Linked DNA regions of Mus musculus: region 1 is linked to region 2. A link is a contact called in ENCODE Hi-C or POLR2A ChIA-PET data. All regions are on one chromosome and are shown on one strand. Each heading gives the region's core, a stretch centred on a gene start or an enhancer-like site at or near the end of the contact. The rest is flanking DNA. Distances are from core to core; before and after follow the strand shown.

Region 1 (5,287 bases), core at 2,733-5,232, 38 kb before region 2:
TGGGGTAGTGATTTGGCATCTCTGTAGTGCCTCCTCCAGATCCAGGCTCCCTTGACTGCACCTCTCTGGTCTTTGTAGCACACCCCACCCTTAGCTTCCCCATTCTAGAACAGACTCTGCACTACAGCTCTGCCTTGTGTGTTTATTTATTTTAAAATCCTTTTTTGGGTGGGGTGGGGTGGGGTTGTTTTTTACTTTTTTTTTTTTTTCCAAAGACAAGGTTTTACTGTATAGCCCTGGCTTTCTTAGAACTGGCCCTGGCCCTGTAGACCAGGCTGGCCTCAAACTCCCAGAAATCTACCTGCCTCTGCCTCCAGGGTACTGGAATTAAAGGCCTCTAGGGTGCTGGGATTAAAGGCCTGGATCACTATGTCCTGCAACAAGACAGGAAGTCTGAGGCCTCCGCGCTGACTTAAAGACACCACTCACACGTGTAAAATGAAGCTTTTTACTATTTGTTGTGCTAAAAATGGGGATCTGACTATGATCGTGCACCCACACATTGTTTTTAAGCTAAAAAGGGGAACTGTACTGCAGAGGGGGAAAGAAAATACCTTGACAAACAGTGCAGTGAGAAATGAAATTTAGGGCCAGGTGCAGTGGCGCACACCTGCGGGTCCAGCTACTTGGGAGGCTGAGAAGGGAGACGTAGACGTTTGAGCCCAGCCTCTTATGCAAAGAGAGATTCTATCTGTGGTGGACAATCTTCCTTATCAACTTGAGTGGATCTGGGGTTGATCTCGGAAACAGGCCCCTGGATGTGTCCTTGAGGGTGTTTCCTGGAGTTAACTAGGGTAGAAGAAGAACCTCTCTCAATAGAGACCTAGGTAGAAGGAGGTCTGAGGACAAAGCAGTGCTTCTCTGGCCCGCCTGCCTGTTTCCCTGTTCACACATGTAGTCACCGTTTCTGCTGTCACGGCTGCCGTCTTTCATTCCCATCGGAATGAAACACCGCTTCTCCAGCCTTCCAACAGGTGCTGGAGACCAGTGGCTTCCCAAGTGCTCACCAGGATTTCAGTGATGCTTGTGACTGCAGAGACACGCAGCTTTGTGGAGGAAGCAGCTACCATGCTCTTAGCATCTCCAACGGGAAGACAGCCATGGCTGGATTCCCCAGACCATATTGTGTAAGCTGAGCTACTAACTCACCTTTGTGATAGATATCCACTCTGTTGGTTCTGTTCCTCTAGATTACCCTAACGAGTGTATTGCCTTGAGGGTGCGGTATGATAACTGTTAGGTTTAGCAGTTTGCCAAGCTCTTTATTTACCGTCACTGGCTCTTCCAGAAACTTCCATAAAAATGGAAGTTCTATTAGCTGTGTTCCTTGTCTCTGGGATAGAATAATTGACAAGGGGATCTAAAGGGAGGAAGGGTTTCTTCTGGCTCACACACCAGTAGGTCGTCTATCAGAGGGACACAGAATGGCCACAGTACCTGTGGTGGTGGGAGTATGGTGCTGCTTGCTCCTTTCTCAGAGGACCAGGAAGTTGAGTGCTCCCACTGGATGCTTCTCTGCTCTGTAGCACTTAAGCCCTACATCACCTATAACTTCTAAGGCCCCCCCCCCATCTGCCAGGTAGGCCCCTCATCCAAAAGCCTTCACAACCTCCCTAGGCAGTGCTACCATCTTGACTAAGTGTTTGACTGCAAGAGCCTGTAGAGGCCATTTTGCATTTGAATCCTAACAAGTAAAGAAAATGGGGAACCAAGAGACTGAAGGGGTAAGATGATGGTGACAATGGTCATTACTTTCAGCTGTCTCCGTTTCATTATGGAACGACATGCAGTAGAGTTTTGGGGTGTTTTTGTTTTGTTTTGTAAACGTGGATTCTCTGTGTAGTTCTGACTATCCTGGAACTGGCTCTATAAACCAAGATGACCTCAAACTCAGAGATCTGCCTGCCTCTGCCTCTCGAGAGCTGGGATTAAAGGCCTGCACCACCATGCCCAGCTCAGTCCATTTATTATGATGAAGGACAGAGGTTCCTTTGGGTGAGCTGAGTACAACTATCTGCCAACTACCTGAAAGACTTTCTTTCTGGTAAGAGAAGCATTTAACAGGGATGTGTGCTTGTTCTCCAGGGTGTCCACTCTGCTAAAACTGCCATCCCGAAGGGCCGATGTGTTTTAGATGCAAGCGTCTTTAGCTACGAAGACGCCAGTGCAATTTGTACAGCTGTGTAATGGGAACCACTGAAAAGCGAGTTAATACATTATTCTCCTCACAGAGCAGCAGTTTGATTCCTATGACTTCTTGGCACATCTGTTTGGGATATAAATCCTGAGCAGAGTGAGCAGTCACTTTCTAAATCTTCAAAATGCTTTACTAAGCAAAGTCTTTAGTGTGGTTAAGGGGAGAGGAAAATTAATAGACTCCCAAGTGAGTGCAGTCATCTCCTCACTGCAGAATGTTTAAGGCAGGTGCAGGTGGGTCTGGGGACTTGCAGAACATACAGGATGAGGGAGAGCACCTCTGCGGACCTCCAAGGACCAGAGGTGAATTCTCTTGCCAACCTGAGATAATTAGAGAGGGCCTTTGGGGAGTGGGTTGCCCATGTTTACAACAGCCCTATTTTTTTTCTTATTGGCAAGAGCTCAAATTACACTTGACTAGGCTTCACAAGAGATGACAATTATGACTGGCCATGCTCATATCTCTAGCCGGTGAAAATTCTACCTATCCACCCGACTAAGTGGGCAGTGAGTCACATGACCCTGATCACAGTTATCTGGATACCTGCCCGATGTGTGGCTATAAACCATATCCAGCAACCTTTGTCCTGTGTGCTTTGGTTTTAAGAGATAAGCAGAAGTCAAGCCTTCTCTCTTGGGAACCTGCAGTGAGGCACAGAGGGAAGCTTCAAGTAGGTTGTGGGCTAAAACCAGAAGACCATAGAGATGCAGAGGCTAGAGGGGTCAGTTGTTTGCAGTCCGGTTGAGAAGGCTAGTGAAGAGGGGAGGTAGGCTGAGTGGGAGTTCAGGAGGGCCCAAGAGAGAAAGGCAATGGCGTTCTCTAGTGCTCGGCTGCAGGCTGCCCAGCTCAGCTGACCCAGGTTTTTGATAGACATAGTTTTCCTGAGTCTTCCTTTTGACCAGCCTAGGAGTAACATATCTTTAGTAATTTGACTGTTTCTAGTAACCAACAGTTTGGATCAGATAGCTCATCAACATTCTGCCTCATGCTGCTCTAGTTATTAATGTGTCCACTCTTCAAAAGCTCCCTGTTTGGTTGCCGTTTCAGTGGGGCCCCTCCATCTCTAGTCAAAGAAAACCACATCAATGGCTGTAAAAGGGGCGGGTATTGCAAGGGCTGGTGTCTGATGCCAAAACCCAGCCTGAAGGAGAGGAGGCTCCTGGGACCAAGGACACAAGGCCTTTTAGGACTTTAGCTTGATCCTCCTCCTCCCCTTCTTCCTCCTTCTCCTCTTCTTCCTCTTCTTCCTCCTCTTCCTCCTTCTCCTCCTCTTCTTCTCCCTCTTTCTCTTCTGTTTAGTGAGACAGGGTTTTCCAGTGTTATCCAAGCTGACCTCAAACTCACTCTGTAGCCCAGAGTGGCCTCAAACTCATAATCTTCTTGCCTCTGCCACCTAAATGCTGGGGTTATAGTTATGTACTACCAAACCTGGCTTAATTGACACCTGGACCAATGTGTGGCTATGAATTAATTGAAAGTTTTTCATTCCTGCAAGTTGTCCTCTGATACACAAACACACACACACACACACACACACAAATAAATAAATAAACATGCCTGTCTTGATATAAAATATATTTGTGTAAGAAGGAAGGCAAACAGGCTCTTCTTTGAATTTCTTCATCAGCAAATGACAGGCAATAGAATGGTTAGGAACCTGGTAGAAGGGGAGCTGACCATCCCTGATAGCAGATCTCTTTACACTGTCACAGGAGGGGGGCGGGGGGATCTAAAGCCAATGCTTGCAAAGAGCCAAGACACACCTACCCATGGCCACCGGAGGGTGCCAGATCACTGGGCTAAGTGCCCGGTCCAGGCTCCGTTTTCAACAATTCTAGGAGGCTGGTCTGTGAACTGAAAGAGGAAAGAGCTGATCCAGGCATATGCCTTGCTTACTGGGGGTGTTGTTAAGTTCTAGGGACCTGGGACAAGCCTGGAGAACTGGGGCAGGACCTTTGGCAAACTCAGAGCCTCAGGAAATCCTAGGATGGGCTCTGTCTGCTCTAAGGTTTCAAATTACCACGTCTGGAAGAGAGCAGGCCATTAAGACGTCAGGACAAGAGAATGCTCAGGGAGATGAGGAAACAGATTGGAGTTGAAGAACCTCTACAGAAGTCGGATAGGGTCAAGAGAGCAAGAGAAAGATATGACCCGTGGCAAATGGAGCTGAAGGCAGCCGCTTTGTGGTGCATCTGTCCTGCAGGCTGTCTTCTGGGAGCACCCTGCCACAATTCAGACTGGGCTGTAAAATTATTTTTCAATCTTAAAGTAAACTCTATTGATTAACGCAACCATACACCGAGATAATAGATATTAAAGCACAAAGTTATAATGACATCTATAAAACCCCAAGGTTAGTTAATGTATAATTATCTAATGTGTGCAGTATTACTTGTCAGTGCTTATCTGTACCTGTTTGCGCACTGCTGGAACCAACACATTGTGGTCTGAATTTGTAGAAAAGGGAGAAAATTCTACTAATCAGAAGACCAGAAAATAGTCAAGAAACAATTTAGGCTGTGGAAAACAAGGAGAGTGTAGGCAAATGACAATAATAAAAAAATATATATTTCATGGTGTCACATCTCTGTAATCCCAGCACTTGGGAAGTAGAGGTATCACGAGTTCCAGACCAGCCTGCACTACATAGCCAGATCCTGTCTCAAAAAACCTGAAAGAGGGCTGGCGGGATGTCTCAGTGGGTCACTGGGGTAAAGGCCTGACTGCGATCCCCAGGACCCATATGATAAAAGAGAGACTCCTGAAAGTTTTATCTGACCTTCACTCTTGTGCTATGGCCCACACGAGCCCACACACTTACAAACAAGCAAAATAAACAAATAAATAAATGTAAAAAAAGCAAGAACATTATTTGTATTCCCATCCATCGTAATTGGCCTTTGAGCCAGGCAGTGGTGCCGCATTCCTTTAATCCCAGCACTTGGGAGGCAGAGGCAGGCAGATTTCCGAGTTCGAGGCCAGCCTGGTCTATAGAGTGAGTTCCAGGACAGCCAGGGCTACACAGAGAAACCTTTTCTCAAAAAAAAAAAAAAAAAAAAAAAAAAAAGGCCTTTGAATCTTATTTTTAAA
Region 2 (5,177 bases), core at 2,000-4,499:
GTTTCTCTTTAGCTCACACAAAATGTCATCTTAACACAATGTAGGTGGTTCCCAAGATGCTCTCTGAGAGTGATGCTGGCCCCGTTTTCTCTTTCTCCCTAGGTTTCCATCCCTCTCTCTGCTGGGATCTTAGTCCTCCACTGCTCCGCTTCATTCCCCTTCTCAGTCTCTTCTGCTGTCACCCCTGCCCCATCCCCCTTGGTCCCAGAGTTCTTTCCTTCTTGAGAAGTCTTTTTTTGTTGTCAGATTCTCCTCTCTTTTGGAGAAGATTGACATTCAAATGAAAGTTCAATCAAATGTTACTTCCTACGTGGTAGATGTCAGGCAAATTCTACCTGCCCCTGAATTCCTAAGGTATGTATATGTGTGTCTGAGAGGGGGAAGAGGAGGAAGGGAGGGTGGGGTGGGGGGAGGGAAAAATTAAGGAGGATGGATATACATTAGAAAAGGAGTGGGAGAGGACATTTCAAGTTGAGGAAGAGAACAGAACAGGTATGTGAGGATTCTCTCAGAGAAGGAGAGATGAGTGAAGGAGCCTTTGCCTCACTGAGTCTTGGGATCCCTGACTCCTGGTGCTGGCACTCAGTTATAAAGGATACCGACCTTAGTTGATTTGAGCTCCTGGATTGAATTAGTCCTGGTTGTATAATTGACTTTGATATGTGGCCTTTGGATCTGAATTGGGCTTAATAAGATTTAACTGCTTCAAAGAGCTTTATAAGAATTCATTCTATCCTTCAAATCTGATTTCAGATGCTGCCTACTTGACGCCCTCTCAACTTGGAAACTCCTCCTCCAGCGCTCCTAGTGTGTCACACTTGATGCCTGCCTTATTCAGGTCACTGCCTTTTCTCTTATTCTGTAGGAATTGCTTCTCCAGAAATCCCGAGGAACAGGCACATACTCAAAAAATTATTTTTCTTTTCTATTGGAGGAAAAGTCTTGCCACTACCCGAGTCTGGTCTCGAACCCTCAGTCTTCCCGTCTTAGCCTCCCAAGTACGGGACTGCAGATGTGTGCTACCACTTGGTCATGATTTAGAAAATCATTTTAATGGTTAACATTCATGTGATTAAGGAAGCAATGGGACCAGTACTTATGATCAACATTATTTCATCAAACACTTTAGGAGAAAACTACTCTGATTATCCTTGATTTATGATAAACTAATTTGATTTAGGGTCAGATTTGATCTAAGGTCCACTGGCAAGCAGCAGAACTTTCTCTGCAAGTTTTTGGCTTGAGGACCTTAATCAGCACTAAGGTGGACAAAGAGGTGGTGAAGAATACTTTTCATTTTATGGCTAAAAAAGTAAGCTAGAAGAGTCTACTATTTTACAGAGATAATTGTGACTTAAAGTTCTGATAGCTCCTAACTGTTGTCTCTTCTTTTCTTCTTGAGACAGGGTGTTACTATGTAGCCTAGGCTAGCATGGAGCTTCCTTTGTGGACCAGAATGGCTTCAAACTCAGAGATTCCCCCTGCCTCTCCAGAGCTGGGATTAAAAGCTTGTGTCTTTACTCCTGGTATCATTATCTCTTAATCTTTCCCGATTCCTCCCTCGTCTCCTCCTAGAATCCTTTTAAAGTTTGCATGGAAAATGTTTTGAACTCTTCACTGAAGAGTAATCCAGCCCAGAATAATTGTTTGGGAAGGGATTTAACATCATACATGGTTTTTCTTATTCATTTCTAAGTTTTCAAATATCAAGTACCTACTGTGTGCTAGAACATTTTAAGGCACTGGACAGCTATAGCAACAAAGGGTCAGTTCTCCTGATTCTCACTCTCAGAGTTCACGTGTTTCTCAAAGTAACCACAGAAAGGAAGGATGGAAGTATAGTAATGCATGCCTTACACTGCTTATCGGGCGCAGGCACGAGGCTAGTGCTCAGGTTGTATTCATGCATCATATAACAAACATAACATTTGTTTTCCTCATTTTACAGATGAGGAAACTGAGTCACAAAGAGGTAAAAGACTGGCTCCAGCTTCGAATCCTGAACAGCAGGACTTTATTTCTAGTTCATTAACCACAAGACCATATCGTTTCATTTTTTTTACCTCTTTATTATAACTTAAAAAGAGAGGGCGAGGCTGGTGTCTATCCAGCTCTCATTCTTTAGCCCTAGAGTTCTGCGATGTACCCCGGCGGCCTTATGGAGTGAATGAGAATGCATTGGAACGTCTTTCTTTTTCTTTTCTTTTTTCTTTTTCTCTCTCTCTCTCTCTTTTTTTTTTTTTTTTGCCAACTTTCTCTTCCAAAGAATTTGAACTGATTTCCAAGTAATTCTCGATTTTGAAGTGAACCTTCCTGCGCTGCTGCACTTTCCCCAGCCAGCAGAAAGCTAGGGCCAAGACTCGGGTCATCTTAACCGGGGCATCCAGCAGATGGCGCCATGTTAGTAGCCACCAGCTGGCCGCCCGGTCCCCGGGGCTCCGAAAGCTTCCCTGCCCTCCCTCACCGCCTTCTCTCTCCCCCCTCCCTACGGAGCCCGGCCCACGTGACCTCGCGGCGGCCAATGGGCGAGCAGAGAGGGCGAGCTGGTCCCTGTGGCCGCCATTAAAGCGAAGGGAAAACCCGTGAATTCGGATTAAAGGGGGAAAAACACCGCCCGCTGGGCCCACAAAATGGGGGAGACTACGGCGTCCAGGCGGTGAGGCGGCAGGAGAGCAGACGTTAGGCAGGCTTGGCCCAGGGACAACACGAGGACACAGCCGGAGAATGGACTGAGCCCACAGACGCCGCCACCACCTCCGCCGCTGAGGAGACTCTGGGCTTAAGGACATCGCCGCTGCCGGGCCGGGGGCCCGGGGTGCTCTGCCGGTCCTCGCCCTTCCCGCCCCTCCGCGGGCGTCCCCGGGCCGCGGAGAACCCTCCCGGGCTTCTGGGCTCGGCCCGCTCGGACTCGGGCTCTGACTATTTATCGTGTACCTGATTGTTATTATTATTTTTTTGTTTTTCGTTTTTTTTTCTCTTTTCTTCTTTTAAATCTTTTTTTATTTTTCTGGTGGAAGGGACAGACATCCCTTCCCCTCCTCTCCGGAGAGGGACGCGCGTCCGCGGGCTCCGCAGTCCCGGCGGCCGGCCGAGCGCGGCGCGGCCCTCCCGCCTGCGGCCTCGGCCCCGGGCGGCTGGGTGCCTCCGGGCGGCGGGGGCCGCGGCGGCGCCGGGGGGCGGCGGGGAGGGCGGGCGGCCCGGCGGCCTCCTCCCCACCGCCCCCCGCCCTCCCCGGTGTCTGTGTTTCTCTCTCTGGTCGGAGGCGGCGGTAATGGCGGATGGTGGGTTGTGGCGCCGGCGGCGGCTGCTGTGAGGGACGATGAGTTCCTCCTTCGTGTCGAACGGGGCCAGCCTGGAAGATTGTCACTGTAACCTCTTCTGCCTGGTGAGTGCGGGGGCCGCGGGCGGTGGGGGAGGGGGCCGCGCCGTGCGCCCTTGGGCCGTGGGGGAGGGGGTCTGGGTCGCATCCAGATGCCGGTGTCCCCCGGCTAGGCCCCGCCGGAGTCGGCCTCCTCCGAGGCTCTGCGGCCGCCCCGGGAGGCAGCGTCCGCTCACCTACCGACCGGGGCTCTGCTGGGAAGAGGCTTGTCTTTCCCCCCACCCCCTCGGTCTTTCTCCTCCTCCTGTCTTGTTTTGGACTCTTTTCCCCATCCTAGTCTTTTCCTTAACTTGGGCTGCTTATCTGCCCGGATAGTAATATTTTCTTGTGTGCTTCTTGCTTCCCCGCCTCCCCGCCCCCCGCCCCTTGTATCGAACAGTGTATCCCTTTTCCACACTTTCCACGATTGCCCCTGCTCGACTGCCTTTAAGCTCGCTTTTCCCTTGTAAGTGGGCTTCTCTTAAACAGGACCCCCCCAAAAACTTACGTATTAAAACCCTCTTCGTTTTGTAAGTTAAACTAATACAGGGGTAGTGTCCTTATGGGTGACTTCAGATCTTTGTGTAAAAACAGTGTGTGCCGGTTCATATGTTTTCTTTTTAAACTTTGAAAACATTTTGCCATTTTGACAATTTCTAGCCATCTTGCTTTTATTAGAACATTATGTTTTTGTGAGAGTGGAGGGGCAAGTGGAGGAGGTACTGTGGTTTCGCACTAAACGTTCTATATTTGTCTGTTTTGCTTACGTTTTAAGAATGTTTTGAGCTGGCTGTTCCTTTTATTGAACTGAAAAGTCTGGGGCAGCTGGAATTAGGGATGTTCTAGTACGTGTATGTAGGTCGGCCCAAATCGGATAACACTCAAGAGTTAAGACTTTTGTCAAAAGTACCAACTGTTGCAAATATCTAGTCCTGAATTAAACGATAGCCGAGCTTCCTGAATGACTAAGTTAGAGTGACTTTTTTCATTTTTCGTGTGCTCTGAGAAATATTAAGTCTATCATAGGTAAGTGAATTAAGTGGGTGGAGCATAACTAGTTGGCAAGCATAAACTGCCAGTCATGTATCAGCAGTTTCATTTTTGGCACCTTATGCTTTCTGTCACTAAGTTAGAATAAGGAATTACTGAATTTCCTTTGTTGAATCTCTTTCACGATGTGGTAAATGGGGATCTTCAGCACACTTACGTCTTACAGATTAGACTGGTTTTCTTGACATGTCCATTAATCAGCATCTCGTCACATGTAGTAAGATGTACAGCAGGTTTAACGTTTCTGTCTTCCCCAACTGGATCTATTTTTGGCACTTTGGGTTTTTTTTTTTTTTTTTTTTTTTGAAGCTAGATTAGCACAAATCTGACAGCTCTTTGGAAGTGGTTCTTTCCTTGGAGCTGTGTGCTTGTGGAGAATTAACAGGCTTTTTTTTTTTTTCCTTAAGAAAAAAAAAATTCAGATGGTTTTCGTATTAGAGCCATGACTTCTTACAAACCTGGAATGAGAGTCTTTACTTTCCAGTTCACCAAGGATCAAATGTGACTGACAGAGAGGACTGTAGGACAGAGGAGGAGGCTAGACTTACTGTGCAGGCTTAGCATCATTGTCTCATTGGTCAGCTCTGGATATGTTGCATTTATTGTAGACTTGCTACTCAGTGACATCTTTGATAATTTATGTAACAGTTTTGTGTTCTTTTCCTTAAGCTCTTGTTGGTTGAAACATTAGAATTCTTTGCTGTGGTGTTTTTGGTTTGTTTGGTTGTTTATTTTGGTCATATCTTTAGGTACTTAAGCATGCATTAAA

The links. A loop is a pair of places that touch in the nucleus more often than their neighbours do. ChIA-PET counts read pairs that join two places held with the same protein, here RNA polymerase II (POLR2A).
Region 1: a loop to region 2 is called in a map of v-Abl transformed pro-B cells, with 2.0 times the contacts of the local background. The contact joins the enhancer-like site here to the promoter of Med13 in region 2. A Hi-C loop is called at or near these places in 1 of 37 maps with a recorded cell type or tissue (v-Abl transformed pro-B cells). POLR2A ChIA-PET finds 5 or more read pairs at or near these places in 3 of 5 experiments (Patski and embryonic stem cell).

Annotation. Positions count from the first base shown.
Region 1 is chr11:86,394,664-86,399,950 of GRCm38, reverse strand. No RefSeq gene overlaps it. Among named protein-coding and RNA genes, the nearest start is that of Gm33528, 13 kb to the right of the region's middle. Within about 2 kb of position 3,982, at least 2 of the 3 ENCODE cell types and tissues checked have a DNase peak (open chromatin) inside an H3K27ac peak, as active enhancers do.
Region 2 is chr11:86,355,668-86,360,844 of GRCm38, reverse strand. It overlaps Med13 (mediator complex subunit 13), which reads left to right and starts at 3,249. Exons shown (of 30, transcript NM_001080931.2): 1 at 3,249-3,385. The coding sequence starts at 3,320. Gm38937 (a long non-coding RNA gene) reads left to right here. Exons shown (of 3, transcript XR_880098.1): 2 at 247-354; 3 at 754-833.